Regions from separate parts of the Mus musculus genome. Here region 2 is linked to region 1. The links are chromatin loops, found by intact Hi-C in ENCODE. Cell type or tissue: heart. All regions are shown on one strand. Links, peaks and the distances in the headings refer to the core of each region. The heading gives the core; the rest is flanking DNA. Region 1 overlaps Pdlim1 (PDZ and LIM domain 1 (elfin)). Region 2 overlaps Sorbs1 (sorbin and SH3 domain containing 1).

Region 1 (2,914 bases), core at 264-2,763:
TACTGTGACAAACACAAAGTATAAATATTCTCTACCTTCAAGAGATAAAAAAGCCCCATGCTAATAAAACCTGGAACTGATTCATGAATACATTGGTGATATGGTCTAGGCTAGGTGTTCAAGTTAGGCCCTGTTTTTTTCCTCCTAATCCCATGTTCCCAGAAACAAGATCTAGATTCAAAATATATTTACAAATACCTGGCCATAAAGCTAGGCTCCTTTTTGATTAGATATAACTTAAAATATTCCATGTATTCTAGCTTACATTCTGCCACATGGCTGTGCTCAGATGCAATGAATTCAGTTGTTACATCTTCCCAGCAAACCTCCCTGCCTCCTTCTCTCCCAGAATTTTTTTCTCCTCTTGATGTCCCACATTCTATTTCCTGCCTAAGCCGTAGGCCACAGGTGACAGGTGATGCATCCATACAACACACAAGATGTTTTCTCTCCAGCTAGGAACACTGAACCAGGATAGAATTGAAGTCTATCTCACCTTGAATTGAGGTGGCAGTATGAGGCAGGCATAGCAACTCAGAGGAGCCTGGGGCTTGGCTTGGAAAATCCCTTCAGGCTGTGTAAGAACCATCTAACATGGATGCCACCTAATTGATAAATAGGAGATAGGTCTGATGGCAGGTTTCAAGTTCAGAAGGTAGAAGTTAAGGCAAAGGGGATGTTTTTCCTTATTTGTTTTTTACGTGTAAAGTTGTTTCTTGGTGTCCATGGGGGTTGGGCCCCAGAATTGTTTTGGATATCAAAATCTGCGGCTAACCCAAGTCCCTTCTGTACAAAGCAGTGTAGTACTTGCACATACTCTATGTATATCTTCCTGCAGTCTTTTAAGTCATCTCTAGATTGCCTATAATAGATTGCCTATAATGTCTACTGCAATGTAAATGCTATGCCCATGACTGCTATACCATAAGACAAGGGGGAAAGTCTGTACATGTTCAGTACAGATGCAGAGCTTGTCTGAAGTTGACTGAATCTAAGCAGAACTTGTAGAGACAGAGGTTGAGCTGGATCCTTTATTTAACATGAATGAGACAGCAGCTTTAGGCTGGGGACACTGCCCAGTAGTGGAGCCCTTGCTTGACTGACGTTTGTGAGATGTTGAGTTGGAGCATCAGCACTGCAAAGCAGAATGAGATGAAACGACAGAGGGGGAACAACAGCTTTGTTCATCTGTTGCAGGTCTGAACAGAAGATTTGGTCTCCTCTAGTGACCGAGGAGGGGAAACGTCATCCCTACAAGATGAATTTAGCGTCGGAACCCCAAGTAAGTGCTTGCTTATCTTTGCCACTCCGCTGCCAGCTGCTTTCCTGCTTGGGTATTGTTCAGCTCGCCTCTGTTTTTCCTGCACTGGAGGTCTGGGGATAAAGTGGTCAGGAGAGGCCTCCACTGTCATTGCTGGGATCTGGCTTAAGTTCATTTCTTCCCGTAAGGGAAGCCGCCAGAGGAAAGGGCTGGAAAACCCCAGGGCAGGGACATGGCCGGCAACGGAGTAAGAAGGAGTGGGAAGGCTGGCAGTGGGAGAAGGGGACAGAAGGCTTCCTGCAAAGAGAATTGGTAGGACTCTACTGAAACCTGAGAGCTAACTCTGCTCTTATGTATTAGACACAGAAGAATCTTCCCCAAGGCGAGGATACCTTTAGGCCTGAAACGGAGTGAAAAAAGAAACACAGGGATTTAATAGTCCTGTGAGTCCTGAGGTGGAAATATGTTTTCATTACAGTGAAACTTGAAGAAAGACCTTAAAAATTAGTTAAATGAGATGACAGTTGATCTTGGAGAAATAAAGGAAGGAGTCCCTGCATTGTTCGTTGGCCGAGTAGAATTTTCTACAACAGTAGATTGTCCCGAGATTCTGTATTTACAAATGAATCTCTTGGTAGATAGCTGATAGGTGTTTTTATCTCCCTTAGTTGTGTCTTCTAAAATATCTATACTGTGTGGGTATATTTTGAAATAAGTACAGAAATATTTAGAACACGTTGGTAAAAATGCCCGTGTTGCTCACTACAAACTATGTTCTCTGTTGGATGAATGAATGAATTATTAAGAGTAAGTGTGGCTGAGGAAGTGGCTTATGGGTAAAGTGCGTTCACACTAAGCACAAGGACCTGAGTTTGAACTTCCAGCACCCATGTGTGAAAGCTGGGCATGACTGTGCCCATCTGCAGTCCCATCAATGCGAACTGGTTTGCCAGTTTAGCTAGAAGGCTGAGTTTCGGGTTCACTGAAAGACCCTGTGTCTAAAAATGTGGATTGAGGAAGGTATCACACATCAACCTCCAGTCTCCACACACAAGTGCACGCACTCACAAGTACACACACACACATACACACACACAAGTGCACGCACTCACAAGTACACACACACACACACACACACACACACACACACACACACACACACACACGCATCCAGACACAGATGCACACATACGTAAAACAACAAGAAGAACACAAATAAGTAAGTAAATGGATAACTATTTTTGCAATTTTCAAAGTGGGGTTGTGATTATTATATATTTAACCCCAGAAGATTTGAAATTAAATTTTTCTTTTTAAAGTTTGAGACACTCTTTAGGTTTTTTTTTTTTTTTTTACATAGAAATAGTAATGAAAAGATAACACATAGTTATATATAGCATAGAAATGATATGAAATTGAATCCATATGATTCCATAGTATGTATAAATGGAATGGTTGATTATAAGCCTTACTTTCTTAAAGGCGTCTCGTTAAAATTTCAGAAATGTGGTTATAATTTTTCCTATTTGCAGTAGCCATCATACTAACATGCTACATTCTTTTAGGGATCATTTTGCACCTGGCATGTTGAAGTTGACATGAACATATTATTCTGTGTACGACCTATAAGGAAATTCATAAAATGTTACTCTG
Region 2 (2,914 bases), core at 142-2,641, 58 kb before region 1:
GTGGCAAAATGCAGGGGCTTCTGGTGTGGTTGAGGTCACTAAATTGGTGTCCTAGGTTTTGAGTTATAGTTTTTCTCTCTAAGTGAACTACAAAGATTTCAGCATATAAATTAAGGTGGACTTAGCGTATTTTGAAGGGACATTAATTTGATAACTAGACAGATCATTATCCGGTTTTGTTTATGTAATTTAGTATCCAGAAATTCAAAGACTTTGGGCAACTTTTCCATAGTAACCAGATTTGAGTACCAACTCCAGCTGAGTGCTGTGATGGGAATTGTTCACCCTCTCAGAGACTCAGTTTCCTGAAAAGATAACTTCCCTTGTAGCATGGTCCAGGAAATTCCTTGAAATAATGCGGGCAGGTGTTAATTACAAACACTTTGTAAGGGAAGATAGAACCGCCATCTTGGGTGATCTAAAACTGCTTCTAGGACCAGGGACATTATAGAACCTCAATAGAATCGAGTGTTTTTTTCTGAAGCCATCTCCCAGTTGGCTGTCATCTGTTATATACAGTGCCTCCCTGGGCTGTGCTCCTCTCTCAGGCGGTTGCTCCTGTTTCCTCTTGTAGCTCTGTTGGTTTTTTGATGAATGGTTCAAGGAGCTGCTATTACTGGTCTATGGACCAGAGGTTGTTAAATCCCTTTCTTAGGGAGCCCATACCCAGTGACAGTGGCTGACACAGTTGTGTCACCTGGCCAGTAACATGAGCACAGAGGCACGCTGGACCTCCACAGGCCTGTGTGTTTGGTGTGGAGTAGAGATCACTGAGGGTAATCAAGTGTGTAGTAATTTATGTGGAATTGGGTTTAGACTACATAAAGTTAGCAAGCACTGAACATTTCCCCCCCAACCCCCCCACAGGCCCTAACCACTCATATGTAAAGTAGGGGTGAAAACAAACAGTACACCCCTCCCTGGAAGGGCCACTGTGCTGATCAATAGAACAGTGGATGTCAGTACGGTACTTGGCATATGTTCAGTGTCCATTAGACGGGGATTCCTGCTCTGACTACTGTATGTAGTTGCTCTCTCTCCCAGTGCAGGGCTCTGGGACAGGTGTACTCTAAACCAAAGTGTCCATCACATTGAGAGGGAAAAAATAGTTCACCGGAAGAGGTAGTGGAGTTGCCGGTTGAAAAGGAAGAAATGTCTGACAGAGGCGCGGTTCACAGATCAGCCTAAATCAGGAGCCCTCCTGATTGCCAGGTGTGAGTCATCACTTCAGTCCTGTTCCAGGATTCAGCGTGTACAGGAAGTGCGCACAGCCCAGTACCGAAGCACCAGTGAGGTTCAAGGTACATGCTTCCTGCTTCCTGCCAAGGGTAGGAGGAGCTGGCAGTACCAGAGACTGTGCTGATTGAAAGGCCAGGTTTGTTGAGGGTTAGCTTTCCTTTCCTGGTGAGTCTCTGGACAGCAGGTGTATCACTTCCTGTCCCCTCCCTTCCTCCTCCTTTCCTGGCACAAGCCATTTCCCCATGGATATGTAGAGGCCATGGTCTGGTTAGCTGCGTTTGAGAACTGGGGGTGTCTGGAAGGGTAGCTGCATACACAAGCCTTCTCAGCCGCTCACTTCAGCAGGACAGCTCTGGGGATGGGTCCTTTATAAAGGACTCCCTCCCTCTTCTTGAGATCTGTTTGGCTGACAGGCAAGCTAAGGACGAGAAGGACTTACTTCATCAACTGTTCTAGTAGCCCTGTCAGGATGTGACCTCAGGCTGTGTCACTTGTCTGGGTAAATGCATTCCAGTGTCAAGAAACTTGCCAGCCACTCTTCTTGATGAGCCCCACGTTCTGTTTGTCCTTCTGTTGGGACGAGGAACTTGGTTGCACATCTGACCAGTAAACGGAATGTTAGGTGAGAATGCAGTCCAAGACGTTGTGATCCTTCTGAATATCTGGTGTCCAGCAGTGTATTAAGTGACCCGGGAGCCAAAAGGCTTGGACATCACTGCAGGCTTCCTCTGCCTCTCGGGAAAGTCCTTCCCCTGGGCTTGGAAGACTCCCTAGTGAGATGCTCTTTTAGATATCAAGGCAGCCTCTTCTAAAGTTTCTCCAGCTACTGTGTGTGCACATGCTCCTAGTTTGTCCTTCATGGCTTCCTAGATGCTACATTTCCTAGGCAGCCTTCTCTGGCTACTTCCCCGAACCCTGCACAACTGGATGAAGAGCTCTGAGCCTGACCCTGGGAGCAAGCTCTCATGCATTTGCCCTTTTGCAGGCCTGTGTCCCTGTAGGGCATTAAGGCCCAGCGGTCAAGGGTCATGACCTAATCTATGGAATGTGCTCAGTAAATACTTGTTGAGGGAAAGAAAAGGTTAAAAAAAAAATCTGAGCAGACCTAGAAGAGTTTATGATATTGACTGGGGAACCAGCCCTGTTCTCATGTAATTATAATGCAAAAGAGAGACAACAGTCTATCCTGGAAGTTCAAGATGGGAAGACATAATAAGCATAGGAGGAGAAAGGTGATTCAAAGTAGCATATTGTGTGTGTGTGTGTGTTTGTGTATGTGAGTGTGTGTAAGTGTGAGTGAATGTGTGTATGAGTGTGTGTGTGTGTGTGAGTGAGTGTGTGTGTGAGTGTGTGTTTGTGTGTGAATGTGTATATGAGTGTGTATGAGTGTGTGAGTGAGTGTGTGTGTGAGTGTGTGTGTTTGTGTGTGAGAGTGTGTGTGTGAGTGTGCGTGTGTGCTTATGTGCTTATGTGTGAATGTGTGTGTGTGTGTGTGTGTTTGTGTGTGAATGTGTGTATGAGTGTGTATGAGTGTGTGTGAGTGAGTGTGTGTGAGTGTGTGAGTGAGTGAGTGTGTGTGTGTGTGTGTGTGTGTGTGTGTGTGTGTGTGTGTGTAGTTTAAGTATTAGGGAGTTTTCCCATAGATACAGCAGATTGTACTTGCTAGTCAAAGGCC

Evidence for each region. Hi-C counts contacts between places; a loop is a spot of excess contacts. Peaks named below come from ENCODE experiments on the same cell type or tissue, not always from the same donor. Only the 100,000 strongest peaks of a DNase experiment are listed, where the experiment ranks them.
Region 2: a loop joins it to region 1, with 2.1 times the contacts of the local background. A loop is called at or near these places in 3 of 42 quality-filtered maps.

The regions. Positions count from the first base shown.
Region 1 is chr19:40,247,987-40,250,900 of GRCm38, reverse strand. It overlaps Pdlim1 (PDZ and LIM domain 1 (elfin)), which reads left to right. Exons shown (of 7, transcript NM_016861.4): 3 at 1,198-1,282. Among named protein-coding and RNA genes, the nearest start is that of Gm41845, 22 kb to the left of the region's middle. In heart, for the core only: no CTCF peak of the experiment used is centred there; a DNase peak (open chromatin) is centred at 1,390; H3K4me3 peaks cover 313 bases; H3K27ac peaks cover 972 bases.
Region 2 is chr19:40,306,157-40,309,070 of GRCm38, reverse strand. The region is part of intron 26 of Sorbs1 (sorbin and SH3 domain containing 1); the gene reads left to right. Among named protein-coding and RNA genes, the nearest start is that of A930028N01Rik, 11 kb to the right of the region's middle. In heart, for the core only: no CTCF peak of the experiment used is centred there; a DNase peak (open chromatin) is centred at 1,330; H3K27ac peaks cover 891 bases.